2 separate regions of the Homo sapiens genome follow, and region 1 is linked to region 2. A link is an interaction called in ENCODE POLR2A ChIA-PET data of the cell type or tissue named here. Cell type or tissue: K562. All regions are shown on one strand.

Region 1 (5,000 bases), 56 kb after region 2:
GTATATAGCAGTGATCAAGGTGATGGGCTTGCTTTTATGGTTTTAAGTTTGTTGTTGTTGTTAATTTTTATTTATTTTTTAGAGACAGAATCTCACTCTGTTGCCCAGGCTGGCATGTAGTGGTGCGATCACAGCTCACTACAGCCTCAAATTCTTGGGCTTAAGCCATCCTCCTGCCTCAGCCTCCCGAGTAGTTGGGACCACAGGCATGCACCAACACAGCCAGCTGTTTTTAAATTTTTCGCAGAGGTAGGGTCTTGCTTTGTTGCCCACGCTGGTCTCGGACTCCTGGCTTTAAGCAGTTCTCCCGCCTCATCTCTCAGAGCACTAGGATTACAGGTTTGAGCCACCACACCTGGCTGGTCTTACATTTTAATGGGATAGTCAATACTAAATGTGAGATCAAGGACTGATAAGAGTGATGGAGAAAATAAAGCCGTGTTAGGGATAGATGATGACTGGTATGTGTTTGAGATTGTGTGTCAAGGGAGGCCAATTTGATACTTGAAAAAGATGTCTTGTTTTTAACTCTTTTGGATTTCTAATAAGGTTGAGTTTTTGAAATATGTTTATCTAGATGCCTTATTTTAAGATTAGAGGTTTTTTCTATTCTAGGGGATAATATTAACACTAGTATTTATTAACTGCTACTTATGTTTCATGTACTGGGCTGGAAGTTTTGTATGTATCATTTCATTTTACACTTTACAGTAGCCTCTGAAGTAGGCTTAGTAGGTCTAGTATACACATGAGAACACTAAGTATCAGGAAGGTTGAAAAATCTGCATGTCTCGTGGGCAGAAAGTGGCAGAACAGAGTTTAAATGCAGTTCGGTTGATGGCCAATGTTTGTACTCCTTGTACTAAGTGCTGCCTTTATACCATGTCCGTATATCTGGACTTTGAGTAAATATTCTCATATAACTTTAAATGATTTATTATTTGAGATTCTTTTGCTGTGGGATCTGAGAAAAATTGCACATGAGAATTTTTTTTCTTGCTTTGTTCATTGTAGAAAAAAGAAGAAAAGCACCCAGAGATATTTGTGAACTTTATGGAGCCCTGTTATGGCAGCTGCACGGAGAGACAGCATCATTACTACCTCAGTTACATTGAGGAATGGTGAGCAGAGAGTCTGGACAGGGCATTCCTGCTCTCACTGGAAGATCACACCTGAGTCACCTTGTCCCATGTTGAAATCTTTTCTGATTGATTGATTGATGGATTGGCAGGGTCTCACTCCATTACCCAGGCTGGAGTGCAGTGGCACGATTGTAGCTCACAGAAGCCTGGAACTCCCAGGCTCAAGTGATCCTTCCACCTCAGCCTCCCAGATGGGACTACAAGCACATGCCACCACACCTGGCTTATTTTTAAATAAGTTTTTTGGTTTTTGTTTTTTGTTTTTAGAGATGGGATCTTGCTATGTTGCTCAGACTGGCTTCCCAAAGTACTGAGATTACAGGTGTGAGCTACCGCACCCAGCCTGAAATCTTTTCCATTACAGAGGAAAATGGAGGCTGAGATGCCTTGAACATATTTTCAGCTGATTCTTGATAATGTCTTTCTATTATTTCTGTTTCCCCAATCTTGAATTATTTATCTTAAATACATACTAATTTCAAAAATCTAATTTTCTCAATAACCCCTAGTGATGACTTACGAAAATATTGATATTCAAGGAATATATTAAAAGTTTCCTGAGAGCAGAGTTGCCCTTTGGAATGGAGATTACTCAAAGCAAAGCTTCCATCCCTCTAGCTACATTATTCTGCCTTTGGATGGCATATTGATTGTGAACTGTGACTTGATTCTGTTGTGTCTTTCCTTTGTCTTCATGTAGGTAGGCACTGAGCTGATTCTACAGGGCTTTCTCACAGAAACTAAAAAGTTCAGCTTTACATCTAGAATCTTCCCACCTTTGTTCAACCAGATAAAAAACCTTACTCTCTCTTTGACATGTGGAGGCAGCCCTCACAGGTGTTACCTGCAGACCCAGGTTAGCTTAGAACTATTGCTGTATTTGAACGTAATGGTCTCTGGTTTTATTCTTTAAGGGATTTAGTGCTGGCAGCATCTGCGGCTTCAACAGAAGTTAGTATCCTTGCTCGACAAAGTGATCAGGTAAATCTCTTTTTTGTCACTTCTGTGGTGCTTTCTTTTTTAAATTATTATTTTGAGACAGTCTCGCTCTGTTGTCCAGGCTGGAGTGCAGTGGTGCAATTTCAGCTTACTGCAACCTCTGCCTTCCAAGTTCAAGCAATTTTGTGCCTCAGCCTCCCAAGTAGCTGGGACTGTAGGCGCGGGCCACCACACCTGGCTGATTTTTATATTTTTAGTAGTGACTGGGTTTCGCCATGTTGGCCAGGCTGGTCACAAACTCCTGATGGTACTTTTCTGAAAAAGATTTTGGAGGGAATTAACTATATGTGGTTAAGGTATACATGATCTCACATCTGTTTTATCAAGTTTCTGCGTGACAGCAAAGCTTCAGTGACAGAGTGCCTTGGCCAAATGGCTTGGCTATTGCATGGAGAAACACGGGTGTCAGACTTAGCACTTCCTTCGCTTCTGTTCTTTTAGGATCCAACCCCTGTCTGTGGAAACATACCATGCAGTTAACCTCCAACTGGAGTATGCCTGATGTGTAGGCGGCTTTTTCTGCCTTGTCCTGTTTTGTCATCTTTGTTTTATTCCTGTTGCTTGAAACAACTTCTATACAATTTAATGATAATCCATCCTCAGTTATGAAAGAAAAACATGCAGATGACACTAAATTGTGATTCACCAGAAGTACTTTCTGTTTGACTTTGAAAAACTGTCAGAAGGAGCAAAGCACCTTTGCATACAAGAACCTTCTTTCACGTTGTCTTTCTTGCAGGGACACAGTGGGCCCAGGTAGTGGTGGTGCGCTATCCACTTGTAGATTTTGCAGAATGACTGTAGAGAGGGCACAACGAAAGAAGGGAAACTTCTTTTTAAAACTGGCTTGAACTTAAAAATCTTTAGTGCACCCTTATAAATAAGAAGCAAGTGCTTCTCCTCCCCACATGGATACTTTGTGCTCCACCCATACATAGGTACTTTGTGCCTCTTCAACCATTGGCATTTATCTGTCACTCTCTGGGTGGCCAGGTGGCCCATTAGGAGGGCCATGGCTCTCATTGTCTAGGGGTGGCTGCTTTTGGATGAGGCTAGAGTTCAGCCATCTGATTTGCTGCTCTAGAACTATCTTAGATTGACCTCAGTAATAATTTCTTATTAGTACAAGTATTTCATATGTTCACACATTAAAAATGCAATTTTATTTTTACTTTCTATCAGAATAATTTATGTTCATGTTTTTGAAAAGTAAATAGTAGAGAAGGGCTTATAAGTGAAAAGAATCACCCCTGCCCTACCTGTTTGCTTTCTAGAGGGGACTGTTTTTAATTTGTAAACATTTTCTTATAATGCTGCCACCTTATCCCTAAAGAAAAATCTGCTTTATAACTAGTAATTGGTTATTAGTTTTAGACCTTACTGACTGTACGGCAAATGATGATCTAGCTCACACATGGCCCCCAGTCCCCTCCTTCCTCTCAAGAGTTACAGCGTTGTTTTAATTTCTTATCTTGGTGAACCTTTGTAATTTTAATTGGTGTTTTTTACCCTCATTTCTGGTGGTATCTTTTTTTTTTTTTTTTTTTTTTTGAGGCCAAGTCTCACTTTGTCACCCAGTGCATTGGCGCCATCTTGGCTCACTGCAACCTCCGCCTCCCTGGTTCAAGCGATTCTCATGCCTCAGCCTCCTAGTAGCTGGGACTGTAGGCATGCGCCAACACGCCTGGCTAATTTTTGTATTTTTTAGTAGAGACAGGTTTTTGCCTTGTTGGCCAGGCTGGTCTCAAACTCCTGACCTCAGGTGATCCGCCCGCCTCAGCCTCCCAAAGTGCTGGGATTACAGGCATGAGCCACAGCTCCCGGTCTGGTGATAACTCTTGATCTTCCACTTTGTGAGAGGAATGTCTTAGCACTCCCACCCTTTCCCTTGGTAGCCTTCCAGTTGTTATCTGCGTCTTCTCTTTTGTAAAATTGCATTCTGTCCTACAATGATAAGTCATCTTTATCTTGTCTGTAGACTGTTTTTAAAAGTTGAGATTGTTTTTGTTTAATATGAACGTGTCTGTTACCTGCTCCATAGCTAAGTCACATAGTGTGATTTCATTCCCTCTCCTGAACTGCCTGCCTGCTTGCTTTCTTGCTTGCTTTCTCTCTCTCTCTCTTTTTTCTTCTTCCTTCCTTCCTTCTCTTTCCTTCTCCTTCCTTTTCCTTCCTTTCCCTCCACTCCCCTCTCCTCCCCTCCGCTCTCCTCCCCTCCCCTCCCCTCCCCATAACCTAGGCCAGAGTGCAGTGGTATGATCTCGGCTCACTGCAACCTCTGCTTTCCGGGTTCAAGTGATTATCCTGCCTCAGCCTCCCAAGTAGCTGGGACCACAGTTGCACACCAACACGCCCAGCTAATTTTGTATTTCTGGTAGAGACGGGATTTCACCATGTTGACCAGGCTGGTTTCAAACTCCTGACCCCAGGTGATCCACCTGCCTCAGCCTCCCAAAGTGCTGGGATTACAGGCATGAACCACTACATCCAGCCTGTTTTTCTTTGTTGGTCTTTAAGCACTATTCCCCTGTGATTCATGCTTCCCAGTCTGGTCAACACTGAAAGTTAGGCAAAATGTTAGTGATTTTAAAAACCAAGAGTCATTTGTTGGAAGGAACAGAGCCTATCCAAGCACACTTAAGCAAAAAGGGAGTTTACTAGAAAGACTTAGTAGTTTCTCAAGGAATCTGGGGACAGGAAAGCTGACCAGCCTGAGGAACTGGTACCAAGAACTGGGAAGAAGAACTAAGGTTATCTCTGTCTCTATAGACGAGTGAGCGCAGGGCATCTGAGCACAGACCAGCCTTACATGCTTCTCTGTGAAAGACTGCAGTAGAGATCAGCTGGAGTTCCTGGCCC
Region 2 (5,000 bases):
CGACCCCTCTGTGCTCATCGCCTTATACTCATCACCTCTGCATGAACCGGGTCCATCGTGTCGATTCAGTAACCCTGAAATCCCAAAACTCAGAAACTGAACATTAAAGAACTCAGCTTGGCCGGGCGCGGTGGCTCACACCTGTAATCCTAGCACTTTGGGAGGCTGAGGCGGGCGGATCACGAGATCAGGAGATCGAGACCATCCTGGCTAACATGGTGAAACCCCATCTCTACTAAAAATACAAAAAAATTAGCCAGGCATGGTGGCGGGCGTCTGTAGTCCCAACTACTCGGGAGGCTGAGAATGGCATGAACCTGGGAGGCGGAGCTTGCAGTAAGCTGAGATTGCGCCACTGCACTCCAGCCTAGGTGACAGAGTGAGATTCTGTCTCAAAACAAAACAAAACAAAACAAAAAAAACTCAGCTTATAAAAATGCATTTGGGACAAGTGCTAACCCAGATTGATGCCCAAGGCTGCTTATTTGAGATCTTTGCTCCTCCCACTGCGTGCGGAGAGTAATGCACAGCTGTTAGTGTGTTTGAGCCCAGGTTCTGCTTCCAGCACCACTCAGGGTGTTAGGTCATAGGTAGAACCTGCACAGTTCTCCTATAAGTCTGGGAAATTCTGCATTCGGAAGCCATCCAGCCCCCAGATCTCAGTTCAGGGCTGTGGAGCTGGGGAAGCATTCCCACTTTGCAGTGGGGCAGTGTGGGTCAGGGAGGTTAGCTGGGTTGCTCAAGGCCACGCAGCTAGAAATTGGTAGGACTGTCATCTGAGCCCCAAGTAAGGGCTTCCCCAGCCTGGCTCCTCTCGCCCTGGGCCCTCTGCCTCCAGGGGTCCACACAAAGCCTGACCCCTGCTATTCCTGCCTCTGGGCTTCCGAGCTACCTGGGGCATCAGCTAGGCTCACCAGGTTTTCAGGGGGCTTGGGTTCTTGGCTGGCAGCCAGGGGCAGACCCGCCGCCTCAGCCCAGCAGGGCACCTCCCCCAAGGAGAGGATCCGCTGCTTGCCCTTCCTTTCCAGGCCCTGCCTGAGCGCATTGTCTCCCTGCAGCCTCAGAAGTCCCGGGCTGAAGACCTGGGCCTGAAGGCGAAGGCCCTGGAGAAGACAGTTGCATCATGGCAGCACATGGCCACTGAGGCTGCCCGAACCCTCCAGACTGCTGCCCAGGCGACGCTACGGCAAACAGAACCCCTCACAAAGGTCAGCTCTTGTGCTTTGAAGCAGGGGACCTGGGAGAGGTTGGGGCTACCCTGAAGGTGATCCAGGGTCAGGGTTGCAGGAGGGAGAAGGGCAGAGACAGAAGTAGCTCTGTCCGGCCGGGTGTAGTGGCTCACACCTGTAATCCCACCACTTTGGGAGGCCGAGACGGGTGGATCACGAGGTCAGGAGATTGAGACCATCCTGGCTAACATGGTGAAACCCCATCTCTACTAAAAATACAAAAAATTAGCCAGGCATGGTGGCATGTGCCTATAGTCCCATCTACTTGGGAGGCTGAGGCAGGAGAATCGCTTGAACCCAGGAGGTGGAGGTTGCAGTGAGCTGAGATCGCGCCACTGCACTCCAGTCTGGCAACAGAGTGAGACCCCATCTCAAAAAAAAGAAAAAAGAAGAAGTAGCTCTGTCCATCCCTCTGGTGCCTCCTGCAAAACTCCACATACAGCCTGAGATAGGGGAGGGGACCCTGATACCCCGAGAAGAGATGATGGATAGACTGACAGAGGACAGCAGCAGCAGCACCCGGGGCCACACCCACCATCCTGGGATCATTCTCTCTCATGCCTCCATTCATTAGTTCATTCTCTAGTTCATTCATGGCTCATTTGAAAGCTGCAGAGAAGCGGCCACTTTCCAAGGCAGCTGTACCGATAATTTTGTTTTTAATTTTGTTTTTGAAACAGTCTTGCTCTATTGCCTGGGCTAGAGTGCAGTGACACAATCTCGGTTCACTGCAACCTCCATTTCCCGGGTTCAAGTGATTCTCCTGGGTCAGCCTCCAGAGTAACTGGGACTACAGGTGTGTGCCACCGTGTCTAGCTAAATTCTTTTGTATTTTTAGTAGAGATGGGGTTTCACTGTGTTGGCCAGGCTGGTCTCGAACTCCTGGCCTTAAGTGATCCACCTGCCTCGGCCTCTCAACATGCTAGGATTATAGGTGTAAGCCACCACACCCAGCCTCATTCCTTTTTTTTTTTTTTTTTTTTTTTTTGAGACAGACTCTTACTCTGTCACCAAGGCTGGAGTGCGTGGCGCGATCTCGGCTCACTGCAACCTCTGCCTCCCAGGTTCATGCGATTCTCCTGCCTCAGCCTCCAGAGTAGTTGAGATTACAGGCCCTCACCACCACGCCCAGCTAATGTTTGTATTTTTAGTAGAGATGGGGTTTCACCATGTTGGCCAGGCTGAACTCCTGATCTCAGATGATCCACCCACCTCAGCCTCCCAAAGTGCTGGGATTACAGGCACGAGCCATCACACCCGGCTTCCATTCCTTTTAAAGACAGGATAAGGGGGCTGTCTGTGAGGCATGAGAATGTATCTGAAGAGCTGAGCCCAGTGCCTGCCGCTTACCCGGGGAGTTTGGCTTTGCCCCCGGGGTAGCACCTGCTGATCTGGTCCACTGCCCTCGTCCAGGGTGAGGTTGCCAGGAAGAGAGGTGACTTCCCCAGGAGTCAGGGCCAGGCCCCAGCGTGTACAGATGCCTCACCCCACCACAGCACCCATGCCTTCGTCCTCCTCCCCACCCCATGAGCAATCAGAATAGGCCTGAGGCAGTACTAGTGGCTCCTCAAACTACTATTTATTTATTCTTGTTACAGTGACATTCACGTGGCATACAAACACCCATTTTAGATGCAATGGCTTTAGCACGTTCACGATGTTATGCCACCTCCACCTCAGTCTAGTTTCAGAACATTCTCACCACCCCTAACTCCATGCCCACTCAGCAGTCCCTCCTCATTTCCACTTCCGAGGCCCGGGCAGCCTCCACTCTGTTCTCTGTCTCTGTAGATTTCCTTAGTCCAGCTCTTTTGCAGAAATGGAATCGTGTAATATGTGCCGATGGTGTCAGGCTTCCTCCTGATGGCATCACCTTTTCAGGGTTCACCTGCCTTGCGGCCTGGATCTATACTTCCTCCCTTTGAAAGGCTCGGTCATATTCCAGTGTGTGGATGAAGCACATTTTGTTTACCCACTCATCTATCAGACCCAAATTCTTTCAGTGTATCTAGTCCTGTTGAGTGGCAGTGGGGAAGAAACTGATCTTCCATAAGTCAAGGTGGTGTCATAAACAGATTTGCGATTTTCACATCCACTTGCTGAGATAGAGCAGTGTTCCCTCCCTCCCTCCCTCCCTCCCTCCCTTCCTTCCTTTCTTTCTCTCTCTTTTTTAGATGGAATCTTTATGCCACCCAGGCTGGAGTGCAGTGGCTTGATCTCCGCTCACTATAACCTCTGCCCCATAGGTTCAAGCCATACTCCCGCCTCAGCCTCCCCCAGTAGCTGGGATTGCAGGCATGCACCACCACACCTAGCTAATTTTAAATAAATTTTTAGTAGAGACAGGGTTTCACCATGTTGGCCAGGCTGGTCTCGAACTCCTGACCTCAAGTGATCTGCCCACCTCGGCCTTCCAAAGTGTTGGGATTACAGGTGTGAGTCTCTGTGCCTGGCCAATAGAACATGTTCTAAAGAGATGTTCAGGTGTTCTCGTTCCTTTAATTCTAGTGTTTTAGTTTTCCTCCGGGCTTTTGTGGACAGGTATCTCTTGGGAGACATTCGGAGTTCAACTTTTGTATAATAACACAGATCAGGTGCTCCTGGTGGACAGCGTGACCCAGCGTCAGGGATTTGGTGATGATTTGGGCACCCATGTATGTGGGTTTGGTGCCCACTGAGCTGCCCCTGGGCCCTGCTCCTGTGGAGCCAGCTGCCCAGCCTCTCCTCATCTCTCTCCAGCTGCACCAGGAGGCCAGAGCCGCCCTGACCCAGGCTTCCTCATCTGTCCAGGCTGCGACAGTGACTGTCATGGGAGCCAGGACTCTGCTGGCTGATCTGGAAGGTACGTGAGTCCAGCTGACCACTAGGCTGTGTAATGACGAACGCCCCTGACAGCCACTCACCTCTCGCCTCAGCCAGGGCAGGCTTGCAGAGGACAGGAGTCTGGTCTTGTGGGCTTAATTAAGCCAAACAGACTTTCCCTCCACCTCTCAGGATCCTGCCCCATCTCATACATCACTCACCTCGGACTTGCCCATGTGGCTATCCCATACACCCCAGGTCATCAGACCACATGCAGAGCCCCTCCAGACCAAGTGAGAGGAGACTCTAACATCATTGGCTGTTCAACCAGGTCAAGTCCACTCTGGCCTGGGCTCCAGTTAGTTATCTGATACAAATATGGCTGTCCGGGTCCAATGTTGAGTTGGGGCTATGGGAAGCAGATGGAGTTTCTCTTTAGAAGGGGCTATGGGTTGATGCCAGTCTAGTGCCCCCATTTTGCAGATGGGTAGGCTGAGGAAAGGAATTGCTATTCATCCCTGGGTCAGAGCTAAGCTGGGAATAGAAGCCAGCAAGTATTACGATTCTGCAAGTATCCACCTGTGTGATGGGCTTCTGTGATACCCAATTTGCTCCAGAGAGAAGCCCCCTCACCCTTTGTTTGTGGCTCCTTATCCAACGGGCTGGATAAGGCAGGAACACACTCTGAACCCCAGATGTCTCTTGGGGTCTGAGGCCAGAAGTCAGGCTTCTGCTGTTGTTCTGTGGCCTCCCTCCCCAGCCCTGCCCACTGCCCGGAAGAGATGGAGCGCTAGCTGTGGACCCAGCCCCTCTGGGGCAGAGGATGGGCTGGTCAGTGCTCCTGTTCCCCAGCTTCCTGGCGGCTTGAAGTCCTAGTCACCCATCGTTTGGGGACTTCCTGTCGGAAAGGCGTGGCCGTGTGTGCTTAAGTATCTAGAGTCATATTTAGAAAAAGGTACATTCAATGAC

What was found. ChIA-PET counts read pairs that join two places held together with the same protein. Peaks named below come from ENCODE experiments on the same cell type or tissue, not always from the same donor. Only the 100,000 strongest peaks of a DNase experiment are listed, where the experiment ranks them.
Region 1: POLR2A ChIA-PET joins it to region 2 with 6 read pairs; 9 of 35 experiments call an interaction of 5 or more read pairs at or near these places.

What each region holds. Positions count from the first base shown.
Region 1 is chr9:131,133,884-131,138,883 of GRCh38, forward strand. It overlaps NUP214 (nucleoporin 214), which reads left to right. Exons shown (of 36, transcript NM_005085.4): 8 at 1,015-1,121; 9 at 2,057-2,123. Among named protein-coding and RNA genes, the nearest start is that of NUP214, 11 kb to the left of the region's middle. In K562, no CTCF peak of the experiment used is centred here; DNase peaks (open chromatin) are centred at 3,116 and 4,064.
Region 2 is chr9:131,078,091-131,083,090 of GRCh38, forward strand. LAMC3 (laminin subunit gamma 3) reads left to right here. Exons shown (of 28, transcript NM_006059.4): 23 at 1,059-1,208; 24 at 3,969-4,071. Among named protein-coding and RNA genes, the nearest start is that of AIF1L, 16 kb to the right of the region's middle. RefSeq lists an enhancer at 944-1,507. In K562, no CTCF peak of the experiment used is centred here; DNase peaks (open chromatin) are centred at 831, 2,663, 4,153, 4,876 and 1 weaker place; H3K27me3 peaks cover 4,819 bases.